Regions from separate parts of the Homo sapiens genome. Here region 2 is linked to region 1. Evidence: read pairs that join two places in POLR2A ChIA-PET (ENCODE). Cell type or tissue: GM12878. All regions are shown on one strand. Links, peaks and the distances in the headings refer to the core of each region. The heading gives the core; the rest is flanking DNA.

Region 1 (5,384 bases), core at 63-5,062:
CGTGAATGGTAGGAGGGAAATGGGCCAGAAATCAAAGAATACTAGAAAGTTTACAGACTTTCAACTATACAAAGGTTAAAGCAGCAACCAGAAAAGTACCATGCAGATGATAAACATCTAAGATGTGATTTAATTTTCATTAACTAAAAACTATTTTTAACATGCAGCCCACTAGGACTCTTCTTCACATTTCTTTGTAATAATTACTACTCCTATTTTTGAAAGTTTTACGATGTATAAAGCATTATGCTAAGTGCTTTACACACATTATATCCATTTAATTTTCACAACTCTGAGGTTTACTGTCATCTGACAGATCAAGAAACTAACTTAGAGGAGTTGAGTAACTTGCCAAGACTATCCCAAAGACCTGGGATTCTTCACACCCAGCTAACCTAAAACCTGCATTCTACCACCACGTTTTAACCGCCTCCTATATACCAATGAAAAGTGGTCCATAAAACCAGAGTTGGAGAAACACAAGCTCTTGCACAGAAAATCAGTTTCATCAAATTATGTGCTGTAGTGTGGAAGACAAATGCCCACAGGAATATAAGCATCTTATGAGAAAGAGTAAGTGGCAAGAAAACACCATTTCTGCATGTGATGTGTGTGTGCTAATACCAGTAAGTTGTGAACATTTATTCTCTACAAGTGGAACCAAACCCATATGCCATCAAAATTTTAATACTAGTCTAGGAAAATAGAAAAAGGTAACAAATCATTAAGAAACTTATATCTCAGCAATGAGAACACAAATATATCAGTGGGAAAATTAAACTCATGATCCTTTCTCATAAAGTAAACCAACTGCTGAAAAAAAATCTCTAATGATGAACTAACCAAACTCAAGCCCATGGTATTGAGTCCACATTGCAGATAACAGCCCATCTCTAACAGAATATATATTCACATAGTAGGGTGAGAAAAACAGAACAATCATTATCCTAAACACCAAACAGTAAAACTAAATCCTCCCAGAATGGGAGGTAGAGAGGAATCTGCATCAAATATGAATTTAGTCTTACTCTGTAACTACTCTATGAGCCTATTTGCCAACTTTGTTTTAGCTATTCAAAACTTTCAAAAATGAACTAAGTCAGCTAAGGTATTTCACTTTTACACTGCAAATAGTTTGTGGATCAAACTATCATTACCCCCTGCAATCATAACTGAACTTTCTTTTTTGATATTTTAAAGTCAACATGGCTTTCCTGAAAGGGAGGGCAGATACAATCATCTGTGTCCATTTCAATTTTCTGACACTTTTCAACACTAAGGATAAATGAAATTGAAAGCTTTCAAAAAAGGGGAATCAACTATTGCCTGATGACAAGAAGTTCGTGAAGACTCAACCACAAATTAAAAACGATTTGAAAAAACTCGAGAGATGAAAGTCACATTACCAATTTAGAATAAAACTCTTGGGATTTAATATAGAATTACTTTATCTGTTATTCCTACTTAAAGAAATAAAGGTTTACACTCTGCAGACAGCACTACCTGATTCCACACAAAAGCTACAAACAAAACCAGTTCATACTTACCTCTTAAACAACACAATGAGCAGGCTGCCAGGTGTTAAAGCTTCATTAAAGATGATGCCTCTTGGATCATCTTGGCTGTATGAGGCACCATGTCCCTCATAATCGCCCCTGGTCCCTGGGCTGGAGTCTGTTTCTTCATTTTCATTTTTGGTTAAAGATGCCACTCCCTATGCTTTTATTAATTAGTGGATGCCACTAATTAAGTATTTTAATGAATTTTTCAAATTCTTTTAAAATGGATGGATCAATAGCTTCATTTCAATTACATGAAAACCTTTCCAAGTCCATGTTTCTGGTCTGTGGTTCCTGACTCCCTTGCCTGAGCCTCCTGCTCTGTCTGCCCTCTTCATTCCTGAAGGCTGAATTCAAACCTCCCTCTTTCAGACTTCCTCTTCTCTCTAGGTCTTGGGGGTCTTTGTTCATGAAGGTCCCCTTTCTGGCATAAAAACCTAAACCCATGGTTGGGGACCTGGGAGAAATAAAGTGCCTTTCAAGCGCTTCTTCAGACATTGCGTGCAGTTCAGAAATCTTTAGCCTGGGAGACTTTCATCTCAACACACAGAAAACTCAAGTAAAACATTTCCTCAAACTATGGGCATACAAATTCAGAGCATAATCTAATCCCTCACCTTCAGGGTACTATAAGACCAGACGGCCCTAGGAATGACAATAAGGCAGAGAACATTTACTTGTACAAATCCTTCCTCAGCCAACCACGATAAAGCTGATACCACCTTACAGCTTTTCAAAGAGTAGCCTGAGGAGGAGAATCACTAGCAGTCTCCAACTAAGGACAACATCATAAAAAATACCATCTGTCTCACTTTTGGCAGTAACTTGTCAGCTTGCTGGAAGCCTCTACAGAGACTAAAGGCTGAACAAGCCCGGAAACCTGAACTACCCTCTCACCCTCAGAGGCAATCCCCAAAGGACAGGACTAAAGGAAATAGCATGAGGGAAGCTTTGAATGTCAATGCCCACATGTATCTAGTATGGGAATTTAAAAAATCTTCTATTTCCGGAGTTGTCAATAACTCATTTTGTAACCTTGGGCCAGTCACCTTATCACCCCATGCCTCAGTTTCCCCATCAGTACAAACTAGGGACAACACTTGTTCATAAAGTACTTTGACATACTCAGTTGAAAAATAAGTCATACAAATGCATTAATATTTTCGGAAGTTTTAAGATTTCAGTGTTAGCTTACAAATTTGTAAGTATCACCCCAACGGTATTCTCTCAGATGCCTGGAGCACCTTTCTTCTGAGGAGCTCAAAGTAAAATTTGCGGTTCTGGGTACCTGGAAGCATAAAAAAATACTAGAAACCCAAACCACATTTTATTACCGAGTCTATATCCTGTGCCTATCTTTTAAGAAGGGACAAATACTTCGTATGGCCCTTAAATTCATACAGTACCTCAATGAGAAAGGAGGAGCAAAACAGTATATTAAACTGAAGAACAGGGATTTTAAATGACTTAGTCAAATAATTACAAATGATGTTTATTCATACCACAAACTGAAGGGACCAAGAACCAAGGAGTGGAGGTCTTGAACCAGGGCAATTTACGCTGTTAACATTTGGTCAAAAATCTCAATATGGTATTATCTCTTGGCATTGATTTTTCAAAATGACAGAAAAAAATTAAATTCCCCATATATTGGGGGAAAAAAATAATACACTTTTTTGGGGGGTAAGTTGACTTTAAAAAGTGACTTTTAATAAAAAAAAATTTGATCACATTTGTAATAGTTATATTACTAATAAAACAATGACAGAATGCTACTTAATTCATAGTCCTATCTCTATTTATTATTCATTCAAGAAAAACTTCCTGATTATTTTTCACTTGGTAAATTAGCATCTTTTATTTTTATTTTTTATTTTTGAGACAGAGTCTCACTCTGTCACCCAAGCTGGAGTGGAATGGTGTGATCTCACACTGCAACTTCCGCCTCCCGGGTTCAAGCGGTTCTCCTGCCTCAGCCTCCCGAGTAGCTAGGATTGCAGGAGCCTACCACCATGCCCAGCTAATTTTTGTAATTTCAGTAGAGACAGGGTCTCATCATGTTGGTCAGGCTGGTCTCGAACTTCTGACCTCAGGTGATCCGCCCGCCTTGGCCTCCTAAAGTGCTGGAATTACAGACGTGAGCCACCACGCCTGGCCAGCAAACACAACAGGGGTACTCCATGCTGTTGAAGTGCCCATCACACGGGCATGCTCATACACTGCGGGTGTTAAGTGTAACTGGTGTAGCTTTTCTGGAAAGTTATTTGGTTATATGCACTGAGATACTTGAATATGTTCACTCCTGCTGTGACACATGAATTTTATTTCATGGAATCCATATGTACTCAGGGATAATAAAAATGCAAACAAAGTTTTATGCACATAATACCCATCACAGGGTTACTTATAACAGCAAGAATTAGGAGACCAAAAAAAAGGTAGACAATATAAGAGGAATGGTTGGGTAAGTCATAATATTGCCATACAATGGATTTTATGAAGCCATTAATAAGGAAGATTTTAATGTAATAGAAAATACATGAGATAAATTAAGTAAAAAAAGCGTGACACAAAATTGCACGTAAAACCTCACCCATCTTAAAAGGATGCTTAATGATACTTTTCACTTTATGCTTTCATAATATCTAAATGATCTACAATTAACCTACATTTATTCTCTAATGAGTCAAAAAGGCTTTTTTTTTTTTTTTTTTTTTTTTTGAGACAGAGTCTTGCTCTGTCATCCAGGCTGGAGTGCAGTGGTGCGATCTCGGCTCACTGCAAGCTCAGCCTCCCGGGTTCACGCCATTCTCCTACTTCAACCTCCCAAGTAGCTGGGACTACAGGCGCAGGCCAACAGGCCCGGCTAATTTTTTTTGTATTTTTTTTTTAGTAGAGATAGGGTTTCACCATGTTAGCCAGGATGGTCTCGATCTCCTGACCTCGTGATCCGCCCGCCTCGGCCTCCCAAAGTGCTGGGATTACAGGTGTGAGCCACCACGCCTGGCCTAAAAAGTTGTTTTTTTTTTTTCTTTTTTTTTTTTTTTTTTGAGATGGAGTCTCACTCTGTTGCCCAGGCTGGAGTGCAATGGTGCAATCTCGGCTCCCGGGTTCTAGCGATTCTCCTGCCTCAGCCTCCTAAGTAGCTGGGATTACAGCAAGTGCCACCATACCCAGCTAATTTTTGTCTTTTTAGTACAGACGGGGTTTCACCATGCTGGCCAGGCTGGTCTCAAACTCCTGACCTCAAGTGATCCGCCCACCTCAGCTTCCCAAAAGTGCTGGGATTACAGGTGTGAGCCACCGCACCTGGTCCAAAAAGTTCTTGAATTTGTTATGCTTGATAGGCTAAATAGACAAGCCTTAAAGGCTGCCAAATGATTTCCTCATATATAATTCTAAACATTTTAATTAGAAAAAATTAGTTTAAAAAATTATAATAAAGGGCACTGTTCAGAAAAGTAGGAACTCTTGGTGGGTGCGGTGGCTCACGCCTGTAATCCCAGCACTTTGGGAGGATGAGGTGGGCGGATCACCTGAGGTCAGGAGTTTGAGAACAGCCTGGCCAACAAGGTGAAACTGTGTCTCTACTAAAAATACAAAAATTAGCGGGGTGTGGTGGCAGGCGCCTGTAATCCCAGCTACTTGGGAGGCTGAGGCAGGAGAACTGCTTGAACCCGGGAGGCAGAGGTTGCAGTGAGCTGAGATCATGCCACTGCACTGCACTGCAGCCTGGGAGACAGATTGAGACCCCATCTCAAAAAAAAAAAGAAAAAAGAAAAAAAAAAATAGGAGCTCTTAAACACCGCAGGTGGAAACGTAAAT
Region 2 (5,384 bases), core at 107-5,106, 98 kb before region 1:
TCTTGTGATCATTTTTCTGTCAAATGTTACTCTTTGTAGAGTATGTATTGTGGGGTACAAAGGAGTAGCAATGGACTGCCCAAAGCCAGCTTTTCTGCATTGAAGTTTAACAAATTTAAACAAATCAGAATTAAGCATATGGCAGGTTGGTAATCTTCCCAAAAGCTTTAACTCTTTTATCCTGCATGTTTACTGTTTACTATTGTTATGTCTTCCTATCCAATATCTCACACAAACCAGGATACTCTCTAGATACATTTGATGGAATATTTTCCTAATCCTCTATAGTCATTTGTTTGGCATGGGCTTCATAGTTTAAGAAAAAATTTCAACTCGCTAACCTTTCAGAAGCCTTAAAATGATAACGTTTTAATCTACAAATCCATAACCACTCCTTTTCTTAGGATATCAAACCAGTATAAACAAAAGTCTTTTCTGGAAAAGGGCTTTTGACTTCTGTGGCCTTTTTATGAGTATTTCTGAGCTGTACAGGGACAGACAACTTTTTCCTGCCTGGTGTATAGAAGAGATCTTCAAAGATTAAATGCCATCTTTTCACAAGTAGAGTGTTGATATGGTTTAAGGAAAATGGTGCTGGTGCCCCTTAGCCTCCAGCCAGGACTGAAATTCTCAGACTACTCTACCTATCCTTAAAAGTCTGGAACACAGATTTACTCAAGATCTGTACATAAACCCTTCTCTGAATTAAGATACTGTGTTACTTCTTTATGGCTTTACTAATTATATTGCTAGCAGCAATAGTTAGCCATTGCTAAGCTTAAAATATATATTGATATACTTTGTTTTCCTGATATACTTCAGACCTGTTTGTTCGTGTACTTGTGTTGAAATCAATTGTTTTTAATCAATGGCTTTGTGACCTCAAGTTCACTTGTGACAAGTATGTGTCCTCTGTTTGCATGTTGACTTCTAAGACTTACCTGAAGTAAATGTGGGCACTCTCTCTCTCTTCAGGACAACTCACATGCCTAACCTGTTATTTTTTACCTCAATATTGAAGAAACCTTGCATGTAGCTTGCTTTTTATGGCACTTGAATGTACCAATATGGATGATTTGGTTAATGTCTCAAATATTTGTTTTGAAATCTGAGTTTATAGGGTTATCAAACTAAGATTATTATACTTTGTTTTACTTCTCAATGCTTTTCAGTTGATGAAACTTCTAAACAAGACTTTTTGTTTTTGAGAAGATGGCCTCTTAGAGCAAAAAAAGAGAACAGTAAAGACAAGAATCTTTTGTCCTTCAACATCTACCAATATTGTTCTCTTGTCTCTGGAGACATGTAGAAATAATTATCTGTTATTTCCTGAAAACTGCTACGCTGTCATTATAGGCTTTCCCAAGAAATGGAAAAAGAAGCAAGGACCAGGTTAAAATTTAAAATTTGGTGTGCGTATATATCTTTTATGTCACAGGCTATGTCTATTTATAATATATATTTTGTAAATAAGTATATTTATTGATTCACTCATAATAAGAGGGACCTGAAATATTACAAAGCTGTTCTCTACCACAGAAAGTAATAATCATGAGTACTCTCTTTTATCTGGGAAATAAAGATACAAGAGTTTCCCTTAATGAAATAACAAATTGGACTATAGAATTGGTTAGATTATTTTAAATCTTTTTTTAAGGAATTAAAAGGAAATAATCAGAACTTTATTTATACTTTTATAACTGTTTCAGATTATAATTCCTGAATTTCCAGTTTTCATCCTTATACACAGCTTTTTATTAATTACTATTGTAAACTTCACCCTGAATTTTATTTCTCTTTGTATTGGAGTTATTCCAAGTCCATTAAAAGTCTAAGCCAATGATACTTTTCAGTTTTCTGAAATGCAGCAAGAGTCCTCGGAGATCTTTATTGAGAGTCAAAGGAGAGGCCATTTCTTCTATCAATAGGGTAAGAATGATTAAGAGGAGAATGGCCAAGCCCTTGTATTGGATGAAGCTGACCAATGCAGACTCAAAAGATACCATCACAATTATCAGAGGAAAAATATTGGGCATTCCAGCTTTGTATTACCTAAAGGTAACACTGCCAATATTTGCAACATAAAGCGTAAATGGGCTGGGCGTGGTGGCTAACACCTGTAATCCCAGCACTTTGGGAGGCTGAGGCGGGCAGATCACCTGAGGTCAGGAATTTGAGACCAGCCTGTGCAACATGGTGAAACCCCACCTATACTAAAAATACAAAAATTAGCTGGGCATGGTGGCACACACCTGTAATCCGAGCTACTTGGGAGGCTGAGGCAGGAGAATCGCTTGAACCCGGGAGGCAGAGGTTGCGGTGAGCCAAGATCACACCACTGCACTCCAGCCTGGGTGACAGAGTGAGACTCTGTCTCAAAAAAAAAAAAAAAAAAAAAAGTGTAAATAGTCTTGGTTTCCTTCCTTCATTTTCAGTACCAGAGGCAAATTCTAATACATATTGGTGTTACCCTGATTCAGCTTCTTAATGGCAAGCTGATAAATAAAAAATAATTTGGAGTAAAGGTATCAATACAGACCAGTATAATATTTTGGGTTTTTGCTTTGGTTTTGTCATTATTCATTTCTAGGGTGACTCTGAGAGGTTCACTTAACTACTTGGTGCCCAGATTTCCACCTAGTAATGTGGAGACAAACCTACTTCATGAGAATGAATACGTAATAAATTCCAGGAACCAGAGACCCTGGTTGTCGTTCAATTCTTGGTCTTTTGGGAGCTGGGAAGATGAAAATTTAAAAACACAAAAACATACATTAACTTCTTTTTATTTTGAAAGTAAGTCGTTAAATAGCTGTTTATTTCCATCTACTCCTTATTGATATTTGACCACTTTACTAATTTTCCAAATTTATCCTTCTCTTAATAAATTCATCTTATCCAAATGGTATGATTAGAGTGGATCATACTTGAAAATAAACCAAGCATCTATATTTTGGGCCTCTCTTTCAGCCAGTTTCTTTCATGCTAACACTTGCAATATGAAGGGAATTGTTTGCATGGGTCAAGTTTTCTACTTATTTACATCTTCAGTAAGAGTTTTGAAGGGAAAAGATGCTGACTCTGTTGATTAAGATTAGACTGGATATTATACATGGAATAGATTTCCAGTTGGCATCCTAGGACCTGGTACATTTCTTTCTATTAAATATTATAAATTTTACTCTGAAACTTCTTTGGATATAATAACCCAATTCACTTTCTCCTAGTTTCCTAAGTCACTTCTGTAATACTTCTTATAGATAAGCCTGTAGTACTTCCTATAGATAAGCCTATAGGACACATGAGGCATTAGAGATCTAATTAATTTTAAGAAGGTATTATGGAGCAGAAATTACACTTGTGCTTTACCCAGTGATCATGTATTTACAAAAGGAAAACAGGGCAAAATTAATATGAGACATGGTCTCATTGTTGCTTTTATTTTTTCGGCAAGGGTTTTGAATACAGTAAAGACATACAAAATTTGTTGACAGAGTTGCCTTCCCTTATATTCCTCTTCACAGGAATTATAAAATCCCAAACTATAGCATTCTCTGCAGCTTTGAAAAAGACTATTATATTGTTTTTATTATACATAGAAACTTCACTTTTTTTTCATATACTCAAATTACACCGTTTGTAATATTGGTACTAGAAACTACAACAACTTCTTATTAATCTGTTTTGTGTGGCATGTAGCATTACCATATCTGCTTCCTCTACACTTTAGTGGATAGTATTAATAGGCCACTCTCATTTCTGAAGCTGTTACTCCTCATGCCTTAGTATCTCCTTTTACTGTAGCAGAATATGACACAAAAAGAAACACATTGGTGCAGATCTATGAAAGCATACCTGAAATGGTTAAGAAGGTATGGGATTAGAGTTAGGAAGCCATACAAAGTTAGGCTAGAGGAAGAGCAGTGGCTATGATCAACAATTATAAATTCATGGAGGATTCCTTTTGGTAAACAAAACTCCTATCATCCTAGAACTTGAAAGACAAAAGGAAGATAAAGTAGTTTGTTCCCACATATCAGAAATGCAGGCTAAAAGCCAAATAACTTGAATAATAGCCTAACTAAATGTATAGATAACATTGTGGAGAAAACACACTTTAGGAATTTTAAAAATCTTTTGTGTGTCCAGGCGCGGTGGCTCACGCCTATAATCCCAGCACTTTGGGAGGCTGAGGCGGGCGGATCACAAGGTCAGGAGATCGAGACCATCCTGGCTAACATGGTGAAACTCCGTCTCTACTAAAAATACAAAAATTAGCTGGGCGTGGTGATGGGCATCTGTAGTCCCAGCTACTCAGGAGGCTGAGGCAGGAGAATGACATGAACCTGGGAGGCGGAGCTTGCAGTGAGCCGAGATCACGCCACTGCACTCCAGCCTGGGCGACAGAGTGAGACTCCGTCTCAAAAAAAAAAAAAAAAAAATCTTTTGTGATTGAAATCCTAGGCCAGGTGTGGTGGCTCATGCCTGTAATCCCAGCACTCGGAAGGCCGAGGTGGGCAGATCTCCTGAGGTCAGGAGTTCAAGACCAGCCTGGCTAACATGGTGAAACCCTATCTCTACTAAAAATACAAAAATTAGTTGAGTGTGGTATCAGGCATCTGTAATCCCAGCTCCTCAGGAGGCTGAGGCAGGAGAATCGCTTGAACCCAGGAGGTGGAGGTTGCAGTGAGCTGAGATCGCGCCACTGTACTCCAGCCTGGGCAACAGAGCAAGACTCTGTCTCAAAAAAAAAGAAAAATCCTAGAAGGCAGCAGTGTCTTACCCTTTAACATAGAATCCTGTTTTGGGTAAATGATAGAATAACTCTGACATTTGAAAGATTGAAAGGTAGGGGAAGGCATAGAGTCTCAACTATCTTTTCTTGTCTCAAAATCAACAAAGGCAGGTGAGCCTCTCATTTTCTTATCTACTACCTCTTCAAAGAAAAGTCTTCATATTTATAAGATCCTATCTCAATAAAACACATAGAAAAATATTTAAGGGGATAACATGGCCACCATTCATTTTATTTATTTATTTAATTTGTCACCCACCAGCAAAGTACTCTATTATATATTACAAGGATGCAAAGAGTCAGCATTATCAGAATTTTAGGGATTGGATAGGATCCTAATTCAATTCCTCTCTCTTCCAGTGCTTGACTCTTCTCTGCAATATCATTTAGAGATTTGGAGGCCAGTGTTGCAGTCTTTGTTTCAATATCTCCTGAGATAACATATTACATCTTTGGACAGCTCTGAGTTTGTATATAAATCATTCATATATTAAGTGAAAATCTGTTTCCCTGTAGCTTTCACTCACTGATCCTGAACAGAGGCATTTTAAAGAATTTTCTATCTTTTTCCACATTACTTCTTCACATA

Evidence for each region. ChIA-PET counts read pairs that join two places held together with the same protein. Peaks named below come from ENCODE experiments on the same cell type or tissue, not always from the same donor. Only the 100,000 strongest peaks of a DNase experiment are listed, where the experiment ranks them.
Region 2: POLR2A ChIA-PET joins it to region 1 with 5 read pairs; 6 of 35 experiments call an interaction of 5 or more read pairs at or near these places.

The regions. Positions count from the first base shown.
Region 1 is chr1:29,168,876-29,174,259 of GRCh38, forward strand. The region is part of intron 1 of SRSF4 (serine and arginine rich splicing factor 4); the gene reads right to left. It also overlaps a transcript of MECR not described here. Among named protein-coding and RNA genes, the nearest start is that of SRSF4, 10 kb to the right of the region's middle. In GM12878, for the core only: no CTCF peak of the experiment used is centred there; a DNase peak (open chromatin) is centred at 2,486; H3K4me3 peaks cover 1,281 bases.
Region 2 is chr1:29,070,734-29,076,117 of GRCh38, forward strand. The region is part of intron 16 of EPB41 (erythrocyte membrane protein band 4.1); the gene reads left to right. Among named protein-coding and RNA genes, the nearest start is that of TMEM200B, 50 kb to the right of the region's middle. In GM12878, for the core only: no CTCF peak of the experiment used is centred there; no DNase peak of the experiment used is centred there.